2 separate regions of the Mus musculus genome follow, and region 1 is linked to region 2. A link is a loop called in an ENCODE intact Hi-C map of the cell type or tissue named here. Cell type or tissue: left cerebral cortex. All regions are shown on one strand.

Region 1 (8,000 bases), 98 kb before region 2:
AGCCCTGCGGGTGCTGCAGCATCCACAGTAAGCTTGAGCCTTGACATCATGGACTCAAACTTGCTCAGCCAGCCAACCACACACCTCTTTCTCTCTTTCTCTCTGTCTCTCTCTCTCTCTCTCTCTGTCTCTGTCTTTCTGTGTCTCTCTCTCTGTCTCTGTCTCTCTCTCTCTCTCTCTCTCTCTCTCTCTCTCATGTTAGCACTTCACATTTTCTGGAAGCTTCCTGTCCTCAAAGCCTCTCTGTGCACATCTCCCCAGCACCAGAGCCAGGCAGACGGCAAGCTCAGCAAACGCTGGCTGAGCTGAAATGGGCATTTTTTTCTTTCTTTCTTTCTTTCTAGTGAACAGATCCTGTTGGAGTACTTAGAAAAGCACAATAATACCCTTGTGGTTTCCTGGGGAAATGGTCCAACCGTTGCTGGCAAAAGGCATGGTGCAGACTTAGCTGCTCTGCCCCGCACGCCAAATACATGATACTGCACAGAGTGCCTGACTTTTATTAAATGTCACTCCAAAACCAAACTTTGTTGGCACAATGAAAGGCAGCCTTCTTTTCAATACATCTGTGTCTTGCCGCCTTATTGCCTTCAAAGATGGCCTTTTATTCCAAATGATAAATTGACATTTTTTTAAAAGAAAAGTTACCATAAGCCTGTTCAACCTCAGTTTTGTCAAGCAGCAGTTAGATAATGCAGATTGCATTTCACAGTATGTGGTGGGGAGGAACCAGAGACCCACTTGGGGACTTGGCTGTGTAGTACGTTGTTGGAGGACTGTTTTCTAAGAAAGGAAAGGCTTTTAAAAATGCAGTGTGCGGCCAGATGCAGGTGAGCTAATTCCAGATGGGCCCCTCAGGCACTGTCTTGTCTAGGGACCAGAACATCTCAGGAGAGGCCGGAACTTGAGATCCATTCATTCTCTCACTGAAAAGCTCTTGCTTTCCCTGCCTCTCCCTGATGCTTTCTCAGGCCTTCCATTGCCTAGAGACAGACAATTGAGCTGCAGGTAAGGTATGAGAGTGTGAAAGCATCCTTCCCTAAGAACCCATTTGGATGCTGTGGCGGCCAGGCAGGGGCTGGAATGGAGCCTTGATTTGCAATGGTGATTTCCCTCCCTTCCCTTCCCTCTGACAGGCTTCAGAGAACTCTGCCAGCTGGCCGGTCCTTCATCGCTATGGATACCAAGAAGATCCCTCAGATCTTACAACAGATCTTCACCTCCACCATGCTGTCCAGTATCTAAGACGCACACTTCACCATCCCACGATTGGACGCAAATAGGAGCAGAGAGAATTACGAAGAGGCAGCGACCAAGCCGACCTGTGCCATGTCCAGCATCGAGCAGACCTACGAGTAGAAGTGTACTCTGGATGGGTTGAAGGTCTGCAAAGGAAACGGGTTGACCTGCATTTCTTAAAAGGTCAGGGTTGAAGGATACAGGCTCAGGAACTGTAAGGCTAGGCCTAGTTCTAAACCCAAAGGATAAAAATCACCCACTGTTGCCTTAATATGTCATCTGCTGCCAGATGCCATACGAAGCCTTTTAATAAAAGCCCATAGTTTGACCCTGAGGGACAAGTCTGCAAACCCTCCCAACATGTTCCTGTCTGTGGTTATTTCTGCTTTCTCTGCAGTGTGTATTGCCCAGCAAATAACAATTTTACAGCAGTTAACCTTAACTGGAAAGTATTTGGACAGCAGTACTTGATAAGGCATTGGATTCTCTCAGTAATCCTGTTCTCTGGACAGAAAGGAACCAAACGGTCCCTAGGGTGCTTGCTGTCCCACCTGACTTCTATTCACGCTGCTACCCGAGCTGAAAGATAAAGATATCCTGCCTCAGGTTCCCTGTGTCAGCCCTTTTCAGTTCCCCAGAGTTCCACTGTGGAGTACAGTATACTTCGCCATCCAAATTACAGTGCTGAACGTAGTGAGTGCTCATGTCTGACAAATTACCCAAAATCCAAAACACTGCGTTTGACTGGGTGTCGCCTGGAGACTTGCTTTGATTTAACTAAAGAAACGCATATTTTTCTCTTGTCTTTCAAAGTCTTTAAAATCACACAATCCAACAGAACCGTCGCTCGAGCACGTGATGAAACGCTGCTCTGACATGAATTCAGTGCTGAGGCCCCATTATGTGCGTGTTTACCTAGTGTAAGCTGGAAAACTCACCTTGTGTTATGTTACCCTAGCCAGGTACAGTGTCATCGTACAGGCCCGTAAATTCATTTCATTTGATTGTAGGACAGAGAAAAAAGGTTCCCCATCTCTTCTAACACCCCATCTCCTGCTCATCCGCTGTCAAATAAAAGCAGTCGCTTCCCAGTATGGTGTCACCACCCAATGAGTATGTGTGTGTGGTTTGTATTTCTAGTCACCTGCTTGTTCCAGGTGCTCAATTATCCCAAAATGCACAAAATTCCAACTCAGTAAGTGCTTTCCAAATGTAATCACGTGACTAATTCCCACCACTCGCATTCCCTGGTGATTCACTGCCCTGCAGGAACTTGCTAAATGGTTCTGTTCTCATTCTAAGAGGGGCACTTTTTGTTTGTTTGATTTTTGGTTTTTGGTTTTCGAGACAGGGTTTCTCTGTGTAGCCCCAGCTTTCCTGGAACTCACTTTGTAGACCAGGCTGGCCTCGAACTCAGAAATCGGCCTGCCTCTGCCTCCCAAGTGCTGGGATTAAAGGCGTGTGCCACCACTGCCCAGCAAGAGGGGCACTTTTTACTGATAAAGTGCTTAAACACAGAAAACTCATTGCTTTTGCAAGATTCCAGACCACAGACTCTTGATCATTCTCTGAATTCTGAGTATGACTTCACAAATGAAGACATGGATGGCTCGAGCCTCAGAGCTATCCAGTCCCAGGCAGGCAGGCAAGGTTGGAGGCCCCTAGCTCGGCTTGCAAGCACTGGCAGGAGCCCCCTCACCCACACTGCATGTTGCTGCTCCCTGGGTTCATGGAGGGCTCCCATGCCTTCTTCCTTTCTTCTCCTCTTCTTGCAAACTGTCTTTGCCTTCCTCTCTTGTCCCCACAAATTCTATCTGTGTGCTTTCAGGCACTCAGAGGTATGGGGGCTAAGGCATGGGACACTTCTGAGAAGAATCTTAAAACGGCACCCTTCTTCCTGGGTACAGCAGTGAACTGAGGAAACACCCATCAAGGGGCAGCTTAGCCCCAAGGACACTGCCCCTGGCAGCCTTTGGAAATAGCAGTCACAAGTAGCTCAAGAAGCAGGCTCTCCACACAACAACCTGAGTATGCAGAGCCATTCTTTTTAAACATGGAAGGAATGTTTCCCAGTAATTAAGTTTCCCTTTCCTGGTCGCCAGACATCCTTTGCAATTGTTATCTGAAAGAGAAAATAGACTTCTGTGTTTTCTTATTTGTAAAGGGGAAGATGGTGAGGGAGGGGAACACGGCTTTTTTTTTTTTTTTTTTTTTTTTTTAACTTCTTACGCTACCTACAAAGTGATGTGTTTATTATTAAATGAACTTAATTTTAGGCCACTGTGAGCTGTTCCCAGGCTCTCATTAGCGCCAGGACATAATAATAACCGCACTGTGTGCCCGTGGGGTGTGCACTGAAAGACATCTAACCCGAGTCTCTCTTGCAAGCAAATGAAATGCTGAGAAGGTTCATTGTTAGTCGTGAGCAGCCAGGAGGAACGAGCACTGTGAATAGCCGCAGTATGTGATGTATGTTCCCCCTGGAATCCTTTGTGCCCCCAATAAGATGACCTCATTGCAGATGGGGCGGCTTGAGCGCAGCCACAGAGTGGCTCAGAGCGGGAGGATTTGAAGGAGTGTCAGATGTCTGGAATGAATCACTTAATTCTTTACCCCCTTTCTTGGGAACCCACTGAGGAGGAGAAATTCCTCAGTGCCTGAAGGATTTTTCTCTAAACGGACCCTGAGGCTTTGAAGGCCCATTACTGGGTTTCACTGGGTTTCTGAGCACAGCCTAATCAGAGGTCCCCAAAGGCCAGCACCAAAGTCCACCCTCCCTGCACCTGGCTCCCTCCTGGGCCGGCCAGGTCAGCCAACTTGAAATTCCTCAGTGGACCCAGCACAGAGATGCAGAGAGAGGGAAACAGAAAATGGTTGCTTTATCCTCCATCTGTATTTGCTTCCAACAAAGGCAGTAGAAGAGAAATCCCCCAACCTCTAAGCCAGTCTCCCCTTACATGAGCAACCTGTTCTGAAACCGCATCTCTGGAGGGCCGCAGTCAACTTCAAAATCCACCCAATAATATATAGAGCAGAAAAACACTTAAATGAACAGGGATGTGTAGTAAAGATCTTACCTGCTGCCTTGAGCTGCTAACATTTGCTCTGGCGGCACGACTAAAATTCCAATTTTCTACTGGTAGTGGGGAGAATTTATAACTCTAGTTAGAACACTAGTCTGTAGAGAGGTTTTAGATCCTGAGTCCCATTAACTACCTGGCAAACTTGAGCCAGTCTTCTGGGTCTCATTTGAACTAAGCCAATGCCTTAAGATGTTTGAAGAAAAAAAATACTAAAACTACAGTTCTGTGTTCCTGTGGCTTGTTCTGGTTTCTTGTAATAGCCATGCCACTTCGGTGTAACCTACGAGCATATTTAGCACATGGTAGCCTGTCTCCCAGCACACAGGACCTTGGCGCCTCTATCAACCACACTGTTGCTGACTGAATGTGAATATTTCCTTACATGAGCATCATCAATATGACACAAGAAGGATCTTTCGCTCAACAGATGAGGGTTCTGCCTGTTGTTTCCAGCTTTGAACAGTAAAAGTGCAGACGAGTCAAAAAGATCAAGGATTGAAAAGCTACTGTACATGCAAGAGCTCACCCTAGCTGAACAATGCCAAGCGCTCAACATGTATGCATGTTGAGCTCTGCAAACTCAGCCTGCTCCAGAGGGGTGTGCTTGCCTACCATCTCAGATGGAGGTGCAGTCTGAGCACTGTCTGAGGCGTCAACCTTCAAACGCAGACATGCGCAGCATGCGCTGACCTCTGGAGTGCCAGGGTCATGTGTAACTTTGAACTTGAGGAGTGTTTGTGGTATTTGGGCCACTCAGAGCAAAATACAGCACTCTTAAAGTGGCTCGGATCACGGAGGGTGGTGAGAACACCATGCTCTGCTTCAAGAAATCCTGTCAAGGGATGTGAGCCACTTTGTAAGGTTGTCCCTCCCCTGTGGCCCACAGGCACCAGACACCACAGGCTTCGGAGTAGTTAGTGTATATGAGGATAAATTTGGCCTCTGAAGACAGTGGTGTGGCCACAGAGGAGTCTCAGCATGTAAGGACTTATTGATATCAAACCCAGATGAAGCGGTAGTAATAGTAGCTGGCATGACCCGGAACTGAAAGGGAACAATGGCTCTAAGCCTCATGGAGCAGGTATGCACTTCATGTAGGTCTCAAGATGGCCGCATGAACCTGACAGGATCCTCCCTGTAGTTGGTCTCATGGTACCAGGCCATACGTGAAGCCTTTCAGACTTAAGGAAAAAGAGGTGTATTTACTCAGAGGATATTAAAACTGGACTTCCTCGTGCTGGGATGTTTATATTCATAAATGCAGACACTGATTTAATGACGCTGTCAGTTCCCTTATTCTACACTAGTAACACTTCTACGGTGGGAACTCCAGAAACAGTGAATCTCACCAAGACTGGTTGGTCCGAGTCCTTGTGTAGAAGTTGCATAGCCCACATGAAACTGGGCCCTAGGAAGAAGAAAACAGTGATCACCTCTGCGCCATCCTGACAGAAACTACAAGGCGAAGCTGGAACTAGCCTGATTGATTGGACAGCCTTGGTCTTAGCGCGGCCTGTGGGAGACTCTCGCTCCTGAGGAAACCGAAGAAACTGCATCCAGGCCAGGGAGCTCAGAGCCCAGAAATGCACATACATGCACACATACACACATGCATGCATATGGGCATGTTCATGCACGCACACACATACATACATGCACACACACATGCACACACATTCACATACACATCCACATACACGCATGCATGCACACGTACACTCACGTACACCCACACACGCACACATACTCACACACACAAAGAGAAGATGGTAAGTGAAGAAGACAAGAAGGTCGGTTGATGTACACACAAGGTTGATAAATTGAAGAAGGGGTCCCTCTCGGGTGGATTTCCTTTAGTGTTCTCAGAGGTTTGAACAACTCCATTCAAGGCTGACGGGTATAAGCAAGCACATTCATTACAGGCTCTCGAACAAAGGTTTGGAACCACATGTGGAACACTAGCACTAAAGAATCTTTCTCCCTGTGACCTTTCTTAGACACTGGAGGAGAAGGGCAGGCCCTGGGCGGCAGAGGCAGAGGACTGTAACAGCTCCTCGGGCCGCCTGAAAGCAGACATTCAGTTGCTTGGCTGGAGTACAGCTCCACACAGCTGGCCTGGCTCTGTGCCTCCGCGTCTGAAGTCTATCCTCAGAATGGCGTATCTCAGTGAGAAAGGATGCTCCGTCATAATACAGATCCCCCTGCATGGCCATCCATCATCACGGCTTGCTTGGAGTCCTTTTGTCCACACGCTCTCCCCAAACAACAGCTGGGGTGAATTTGAAAGCCCCCGAGGCAGAGGAACTGTGGTTGGGGTGAGGACAGAAGGGGCTGTGTTTGTTATTCTTGTGTCATGGTGGCCAAATACCAGACAGAAACAGTTTAGGAGAGGGAAGGTATATCTGGACTTATGGTTCCAGGGGTTTTCAGTCCACTCTGAGAGGAGATCCCAGGAAAGATGATAGCCCCAGGACAGCATGGCAGAGCAGCAAAGATGATAGCCCCAGGACAGCATGGCAGAGCAGCAAAGATGATAGCCCCAGGACAGCATGGCAGAGCAGAAGCAGAGAGAATCTTGAAAGGCACAGGCCGCCTTATGACTCACGTCCTCCAGGACACATTCGATTGTCATGGAGAAGAACCAGAATGGTTTCAGGAGGGGGAAAAGACATTATAACTCTACATTTTTAAGTATCCGGAGGGTGCTGATGCTGGGAAGGAGGTAGCTGACTGAGCACAGAAGAGAAAAGGAGAGGAAAAGTTCACTATGATGGCATGCATGAGGGGTGTCCGTGTGTATGTGCAGGCCTCGGGGAGGGTTATAGGTCAGAGAGTCAATGGCACATGTCTTCTTTCATTGCTCCCTTCTTTAGTTTTTGAAACAGGGACTCTTACTGGAACCCGTGCTCACAGATTAGTTGTACTCTGGCCAGTCAGCACCAGTCTCTACCTCTACCACTGGGCTTATATGGGTATGCCACCACATCTGGCTTTTTCCATGAGTGCTAGGGTAAACACACGTCCTCTTGTTTGCTTGCATATCACCCCGTATGCCCCTTCCACAGCCCAGGAACTTTTTGTTTTGTTTTGTTTTGTTTTTTTTGAGACAGGGTTTCTCTGTGTAGCCTAGGTGTCCTGGAACTCACTTTGTAGACCAGGCTGGCCTCGAACTCAGAAATCCACCTGCCTCTGCCTCCCAAGTGCTGGGATTAAAGGTGTATACCACCACCGCCTGGCTGGAACTATTTTTTTAAGCTGATGTTAATTTTTTTGGAGGCATCTGATCTTTGTTAAGAAACTTTCATAAAACCATGTTTTGTAGAGGCTGGTTACAGACTCTTCCAAAAAACTTTCTAGTGAGTCAAATATGACGGCAGATGCCCAAGATCTCCTAGGCAGAAGAATCATGAACTCAAGGTCAGCTCTGGCAATGTCATTCCAGGACACCCTGAGCTGTGAATCAAACCCCTGTTTCAACAAGAAACCAAGTTTCAGCAGACAAGTTCAATAAATGAAACAAAACAAAAAATGGTGGTAGACTATGCTCAAAATATAAGATACACTTGTAAGAAAATGTCCTTATATAACACAGTACCATGTATAATGAATATTCACAATGAAGATTTAAAATACAAAACCCAAATGTATTTCCAAGTGTAGGAGGCCCCATCAAAGCAC
Region 2 (8,000 bases):
GGGTGTTCAGAACCGAAGTCTGGTCCTTTTGGAAAGCAATACCTGTCCTTTACCTCTGAGTCATCACTCCAGTCCTGCAACCTGCTTTTGTTTTTTGTTTTTTTTTAATGGGGGGGTAGTATTTTTCAAAAATGAGGAGGAATATTCATCACCTAGGTCCACAGACCTTTGATCCTGAAAGCCTTGAAAAGGACCTGCAATACCACGTACAAAAAGATACATGATCTGAGCTTGAGGGAACGCTGGGCTACTCAAGTTCTGGCTCACATGCTAGGCAACCAGAGCAAAACTAATGAAGATAAAAGTGCCTAACTTGTAGGACTGTGGTAAAGATTTTGTGTGATAACATTGGAAGACCAGCCAGAGATGGCTGATAACAAGAGCTATCACGTTACAATCATAGCAACCCCAGTGAGGGCTTGCTAAAAGTAAGCTAGCTGCCACCACCACCATGATAAGCCTGATTGGCCCTCTCAGGAGAGCTAAGTTTCAGTGGGCTGCACCTCTCCCAGACATCCACTTCCACCAGACAGACAAGTATTAGGAATGTCTGCACTCCATTCCTGGAGACAATTAAGACAGACATATTATGTGTCCTTAAGAAAGCATGACTTAGATGCACACAAAATCCACCAAGACGATTTCTTAACCGCTGAGCCATCTCTCCAGCCCTCCAAGACGATTTCTAAGCATGCAGGGAACAAAACCACATTGACGGCAAAGACCAAGGTCATCTGTGCTTTCTTAGATCCTCCCTGTTACTCTCCAACCACCACAGAAAGAAAGCTTAAGTTGACAACAAAAGCAGAAAGCAAAATGCACAGAGATATGCCTAAGAAAACTGCAAATTCTGTCAATCTTCTCTCCAACTGTTAAGAAACTGTGGTGAATTCTCTTTTTGAGACTCCTAAAAACATACCGTGGATCTGAAACCCCTCCTGGCAGAACTGGTGGGTGCTGTTCGACATCACTGCACAAATTCAGACTCTAATCTAGACTGAGGCTGGGGCTTAGCAAGGAGCTGAACTTGATTACAGAGCATCGGGGACAGACCTAGCCTTCTCTTCTGTGGAGAAGAGAATTTATACACAATGAAAAATTTGTTCCTTGACCCAGTGGAAAGAAATATATTCAAGTTACACCACAGCTGTGGAGAAAAATTTCCAGCGTCAGGCTTCACTTGACTGCTGAGAACAAGTGACCAGGTCATTGGCATCAAGACGCAAAAGTTCTAAATGGAAATGAACAGCTCACCAGCCCTCTTCCCTCCCCCTTCGCCCCCTAAGTCACGTGGTGATCTGTGTAGGTGGCTAAGGAAAATCAAACCAGAGCTTGGGTTTCAGATTCAAATCCTGACCTGGATGTCAAACATCATCCCTTCTCAGGAGGACAGCTCAGGCTCAGAATCTTCACCTAGTAACAAAGGAAAATGTTTCTAGATTTCAAAACAGCAATGTGACTTTTACTCCCAGAGTTGGGGACAGCACAATTGGTGATGTCTGAGCCTGTATCTAGGGACTAAGGGCACAAGAACAAACAGAATTTAAAGTTCACATTGAAAAACAGTGAATAAGCCAAGATTTGAAAACAATTATATAATAATAAATAAAAGGTCACCAAATTCACTGTTCTTGCAGGTCACTTGAGTTACTGAAAACTAACTCTCTCTCTCCCCCTCCCCCTCCCCCTCCCCCTCCCCTCCCCCTTCCCCTCTCCAGAGGCAATGTGGAAAAGGTTACTAGGATGACCTTCTGTGGGTAACCTGGAGGGTGGGCGTGCCTGAAACCCTGTACTTGAACTCAGCAGCCCAGCGGGAGACTGTTTCAAAAGTGCCTGGAGTGGCGAAAGAGCCTGGGAGCTAGGCAGAAAGTGAACGAAGTTATTTCAAGCATTCCAAAAACAGCAGCTTATGAAACCATTTTGGTTTCACAAATGTTTCATTCTTGTGCTCACTCGTGTCCTCATGTTCCCCAACACCCATTCTGGAAAAGGAAAGGGAGGGTGCTGTTGGTCTAGTGTTTGCCTAGCGTGCAAGAAGCCCTAGGTCTGACCCCCAGCATTGCCTATAAACTGATGTGCCTAAATGTGGTGGCATTGCACTGTCACCCCAGCACCCTGAAGCCCGAGGAAAGAGGATCAGAGAGGTTCGAGGTCACCCGCAGCTACATAGATCACCTTGGGAGAGTCTCAAAATAAAATAAAATAAAAAAAAAAAAATGAAGAGCGAAGAGTGGGTAGAAAGGCGGGAAAAGGTTGGAAGGCCTGGCTGGACTCCCAGGAGTTCTGGCTGACTGCACAAACCCTCAGGCCTCATGGTACACACCTGCCGTGACAGGTAGACCCACAGCTCTTTAAGAGCCACCCACCCACCCTCGTACCTCTCTCCCCAAGAACGCCTTAATGACCCCCGCACATCTGGGCTAACGACTCAGAAAGTCAACTCTTCAGGCATCTCAGAGCCGTGCAGATCCCCGGGTCTGACTTTCCCCAGATGTCGTGCCTCAGTTTAAAGATAACCCAGGTGAATCTAGAGCTTTAGGAAGCCTGAGTCTGAGGATTACTGACTTCAACAGGGCTTCACTTACTCTCCGAGTCGCTGAAGCCGCTGCTGTCGCTGACGCTGGCGCTGCTGCGCCGCTTCATGCGCTCTAGGTGCTCCTCATAGTGGAAGTGGCGCTCGTGGAAGGGCGACGCGAAGTCGGCCAGCACCGCGTCGAACTCGCACAGCACGTCGGTCAGGTCTGCAGCGGCCGCGGAGTCCATGGCCGGGGCTAGGGGAGGGAGGGCACAGAGGGCATCTGGAGGGGCGGCCAGCGTTCCCTAGAACTCCACTCTGCCTTTGCCAGTGACAGCCACGCAGTCAGTTACTCCGTAACCTCCCAACCACCCTCTAAAGCGCCTGTCACCAGACACGGAGGAGAAGAAGCCTCCGTGGGTTGAGCTGAAAGTCTGGAAGTCACCTAGCCCACCCCACGCGCTTTCCTACTGTTGCCCACGCTCGCTCCCTGGAGCGCGTGGCGGCGGGAAGTCTGAGTCAGCAGGCACCCGTTACGTGTCAGACTCCGGTTCCTTGTCCCGCGTGGAAAACCAAACTAAACCTGCATCGGACGAGCGATCCGGAGACGGGATGCCAGGGTGATGGAGGACAGAAGGGTGGGCAGTGGAAGAAGACCTTAGCGACCTCTGTTCTCTCGCCCCTACTTGCAGGCTCCAGCTCTCAGGGGCCCCGGAGCTGAGAGTGTAGCTTAGCGTGGACGCAGTCCCTGGCTTCGATCCCGGGGCGCAGAGGTGGAGAAGACACCTCCAAATAGGCACTCACCTGCGGCCGCGACCGCCGCGGGACTGCTCTGCGCTGAGGGCGGCTTCATGGAGAAGTTGCTCAGTGACACGCGTAGCAGAGATGCTGCGAGGTGTTGGCCCTGGTGGCTGCCGCCTGCACTGCAGTCTGCTCCGGTGCCTCTGCCTTGCTCCTTGCCGAGCCTGAGCGCTAGCTACTCGCCTGAGCCGCGCCACCCGCCGGCTACTCCGTCTTATAGCCACCGGCAGGGGCGGGGCGGGGCGGGGCTGCTGAGTAAGTCCCAGACGACCTAGGGGACGCCCCTGTCCCTCCACCCCCTACTCCCGGCACCGCCCTAGCCACGCGCTGGCCTCTGAAGAACCGCAGTGACGGGTGTCGCCGGAGTCCAGGATACCGCCCCAAATATTTACCCGCCGCTTTCTCTACCACCCTGACAACCCGACCCAAGGAAGTGTCTTTGCGGGCATCAGAGTTCTCCAAGAGTTTACCCTGTTTCCCGCCTTCTGGCTGAGCCTCCTTGAGCCTCATCTATGAAATGGAACTGCACATGCAGAAAGCCTCCTTGTTTGCTGCAAAAATAAAGGAGCCAAGGGCCTCAGTAGCCTCTGCAAAGAACCAGTCCTCCATCTGACTTTTCTCAAGGAATTTATAAGGTTGTGCGTGGACAGAGTGGACAGCTGAGGGCAGTGGGTTGAGGTGAATGCAGTCTTCAATTGAGATGATCTTTGAGCGCAGAGTACCACATGGACAGATGCATTCTGGTATAGGGTCCGTATGATTGAGCGTCCATCCTTAGCACAGCCCAGTAGAATTCCTGCCTCAGGTGACCAACAGCCCTTTGCCCCAGGTAGTTATTAAACGTAAAATAAGAGGCCTGCTGGTGGCCTGCGCCTATAGTCCCAGCCCTAAGGAGGATGGTAGAAGGGGGTCTAGGCAAGAGAGTGGAGATTTGAGGACTACTGCATGAAAAGAAAAGAAAAAAAACCCTACATAGTACAATCCTGTCTGTAAAGAGTTTACTGTGCACGCATGAAGATCCAAGTTCAAGCCCCAAAATCCACATTAAAAAATCCAAACTAGATGGACACCACTTATAATCCCAGCCCTGAGAGGCAAAGGCTGGCAAATCCCTGGGACTCCCCAGCCAATCCCAAAGTGAGAACTCCAAGTCAATGAAAAGCTGTATCTTAAAAATGGAGGTGGGCAGTGCCCAGGGAATCGATCACATTTGCGGTTGACCTCTGATCTTGTCCGGCACAACATACGCCTTGTGTGCATATATGCACATGCTACACACACACATACCACACACACACCACACACACACATACACACACACACACACACACACACACACACACACACACACACCACTAAATTAATGTAAAGTAAGGGGCTAGCTGGGGCCTGGGAATATGATTTAGCAATAAAGTGCTTGCCTAGCATGGGTGAGCCCTGAGTCTGAAGGCTCATCCTCAGACCTGCAAAAGAAAATAAATAAATAAATGTAAAACAATCAAAATTGAATAAAGTGAAAGTTTTCAGTCCAGACACCAGACACTTTCTTAACTACACCAGACACTTCCTTAGCTATACTAGACACTTTCAAGTGATCAACGGCCATCATCACAGAATCTTTGGATGGTGTTATGTGAGGACATCTTTCCCCAGTGACTCCAGCCTTCCTAGGTGTCAGAATGTGGCATGCACCAGGTCACTCCTGACAGCCACCCCTGAATAATATAATCATTGCCAGTGGTCGGCAGGTGTGAAAACTGGAATAGAGCAGCTAAGGGGCTTGCCTACCCCTTAGTGGTTTAATAGAAGGCAGGCCTGTCTCTTTTCAGCACCACTTTGAAGTTAGCCACACCCTGCCTCCCTAGGGTGAAGAAGAACTAAGCAGTCAAGGGTGGCACTGAGCCCCAGAGCAGATAAGCCAACAGCAGCAACCAATCTGGGAGGAGCAGCCAAAAAAAAAAAAAAAAAAAAAAAAGATGCCAATTACCTGTTCAGTTAGTGCGTGGAACACAATTCATTTGTCCACAGTTCACCTGGTGTGAAATTGGGTTGCCCCCAGCCCATCCTTACACACATCTCAGTGCAAAGGCCTCACTCAGTGCTGCACATGTGTTGATTTCTTCCCTAGAACCAGGTAAAGGTTTAAACCCTTGTTCTCCAGAGCCTTCTGGCTGGGCTCCATATCCTAGGGCCTTTTATGCCCCCCCCCCCCACCTGACAGTGGTGACAGAGATAGTCAATGACCTCAGTGTTCAGGTGCAACCCGTCCCTCAGGAGGCACGGGGAGCTGTATCCTTCATCTCCTCACTGAGACTTACCTAACTTCCAGGTTTCAAAAGCTCATTCAGTCATTCAGTCTCTGGCTGCAATGGCCTCAAGAAAAAGACTTGATGTCTCCTTTAATTTCCAACAGGAAAGTCAGGACTTCTAGTGCTGTAAAGACCCGATCTTTATTTTAACCGGTCTCTCCCGTAGATATGCTTTGCTATCATATAATAAAATATCACAGGCTAGGTAATTTGTGAATCACGGAGATTTCTTCCCCACTGTTCCGAAGGCCAGGCGGCCCAAGATCAAGACTCCCACCCAGTGCTGTCTGGTGAGGGCTTGCTGATTGCTCACAGGGCGAAAGGAAGGAAAGAGCAAACGGCGCCCCCTTCAAGCCCTTTGGTAACCCTTACTTCCATCTGGGAGAGCTCTATTCTGGTGACAGCCAGTTCACAAAGGCCCCGCTGTTTGACAGGATCAAACTTGCAATGAGATTGTAATGTTCAGGCCACCCCAAGGTCTGACATAGTCAGACCATAGCCACCTCTTCTCTGCACACTGCTGGCCACTCTTTTCATGAAACTTGTCCAGAGCATCACCTAAGGGTCTCATCTTTCTGAATCCTCCAGGTTATCATGGCTAACCTCCTGCCTCTCCTGGACCCTTTCTTTTTTCTTTTCTTTTCTTTTTTTCTTTTTTTTTTAAAGATTTATTTATTTATTTATTTATTTATTTATTTATTATATGTAAGTACACTGTCGCTGTCTTCAGACACCCCAAAAGAGGGTATCAGGTCTCATTACAGGTGGTTGTAAGCCACCATATGGTTACTGGGGATTTGAACTCAGGACAGGATAAGGGCAGTCGATGCTCTTATCCACTGAGCCATCTCACCAGCACCCTCCTGGATCCTTTCTTCCAGGACTTTACTTTCTCTCAGCCATCTCACCTTCCTCCTGGAAATGTATAACTGAAATTCATTCACTTTAATTTTTTTTTTTTTTTTTTTACTTTCAGAACAAATATTCCTCCCCTTAAATGTCTTACCTGCAATTACCCATAGGACTTCTGCGCTTGATATTTCTCCACAAACACTCTATGGAAGATGCTTCTAGTTGAATCTGTAAACAAACAAGTAGACTCATGCATTCCCGAAACAGTATATTTCCAGTCTATCTTGAGTTAAAATTGGTGATATGACTAAATTTTGGGCAGCAGACAGAGCTCTCCTATGTGGCTTCCTGAGTAAGTCTCCCTCACTTGGCTTTCTCCTACAGGATGACAGGCAGCCTTGAAGCTGGATTTTAGCCATGAGGTAGAGATCACTTTCCTAGAATGGCAGCAGAAACATAGAAGTGTCTTGGGTCTCTGATGTCATGAAGCAGCTATGTTAACCAACCCTATCGGTAACTGACATCTACAGGGGAAAAATAAAATAAGCCGTCAGGGCCTGAAGATGTAGCTCAGTGGACAAGCATCTGCTAAGCATGTGCTAAACATGTGCCAAGCATGTGCCGAGCATGTGCCAAGCATGTGCCGAGCATGTGCCAAGCATGTGCTGAGCATGTGCCAAGCATGTGCCGAGCATGTGCTGAGCATGTGGGATTCTGGATTCGAGCCTCAAAACTACCAAAAATAAATAAGTAGAGTGAGATCACCATCTTGTGTACACTCCTATAGGGGAAGGGTATGTTCTGATCTTTACAATTCAGCTTTAGCCTGAATGCCTCCTGTAACAAATAAATAACAGGCTTGGCAGTTCTGGTCCTGTAACTCTAAGAGACAGACTCTTCTTCTTCTTCCCTAGCCTAGCTTGAGTCATGTTTCAGCATCTGTCCATAGCTGAGCTGCTAGGGAAGTTAGAACAACAGATGTGCATTCTCTCCTGGAGCTCTGGAGACTGGAAACCTGGGATCGCATGCTGCCTGGACCAGCTTCCTCGGAAGGTATGCAGGGAGGATCTGCCCCAGGCCTCTGCTTGGTTCCTGGGGGTGTGCAGGTCATCCTCAGTGCCTCAAGCTGGTCAGTGTGTCACCCTGATCTTCTGGTTGCCATGTGATATCCCCTGTATGTCTGCTTGGATCTCTTCTCTTTTAAGGGTAGCAACTATTACCTGACACGGATTAAGCTAGCTGTAACTTTGGATGGCCTTACCCTATCTCCATCTCGTCTCCAAAGATGCTATCTCGAAGTAGGTCACATCCAGAGGTACTTGAGCAAATCTGAGAGTGTGACACAACTTAACCCAACCCAGTGGTATAAACCCCAAATGGACCTCCATTAATGAGAGTCATATTAGAGATGATACAGAGTCAAGACTTGGTATAAAGCTGTGATGAAGAAAGCTGGTTTAAGATGCAGCTTAACAACAGACTGCTTGCACACTTCCCACCACAAAGCAAAAGAAAGATTAATT

Evidence for each region. Peaks named below come from ENCODE experiments on the same cell type or tissue, not always from the same donor. Only the 100,000 strongest peaks of a DNase experiment are listed, where the experiment ranks them.
Region 1: it touches region 2 in a loop (9-fold over the local background); 7 of 42 quality-filtered maps call a loop at or near these places.

What each region holds. Positions count from the first base shown.
Region 1 is chr14:79,199,962-79,207,961 of GRCm38, forward strand. It overlaps Vwa8 (von Willebrand factor A domain containing 8), which reads left to right. Exons shown (of 45, transcript NM_027906.1): 45 at 1,137-2,349. The coding sequence ends at 1,245. Among named protein-coding and RNA genes, the nearest start is that of Gm4632, 4.8 kb to the left of the region's middle. In left cerebral cortex, a CTCF peak has its summit at 428; DNase peaks (open chromatin) are centred at 367, 1,132, 3,262, 3,668 and 1 more place; H3K27ac peaks cover 2,616 bases.
Region 2 is chr14:79,298,130-79,306,129 of GRCm38, forward strand. It overlaps Rgcc (regulator of cell cycle), which reads right to left and starts at 3,506. Exons shown (of 5, transcript NM_025427.2): 1 at 3,320-3,506; 2 at 2,586-2,771. The coding sequence starts at 3,368. In left cerebral cortex, a CTCF peak has its summit at 3,452; DNase peaks (open chromatin) are centred at 530, 870, 1,219, 1,928 and 4 more places; H3K4me3 peaks cover 3,307 bases; H3K27ac peaks cover 2,490 bases.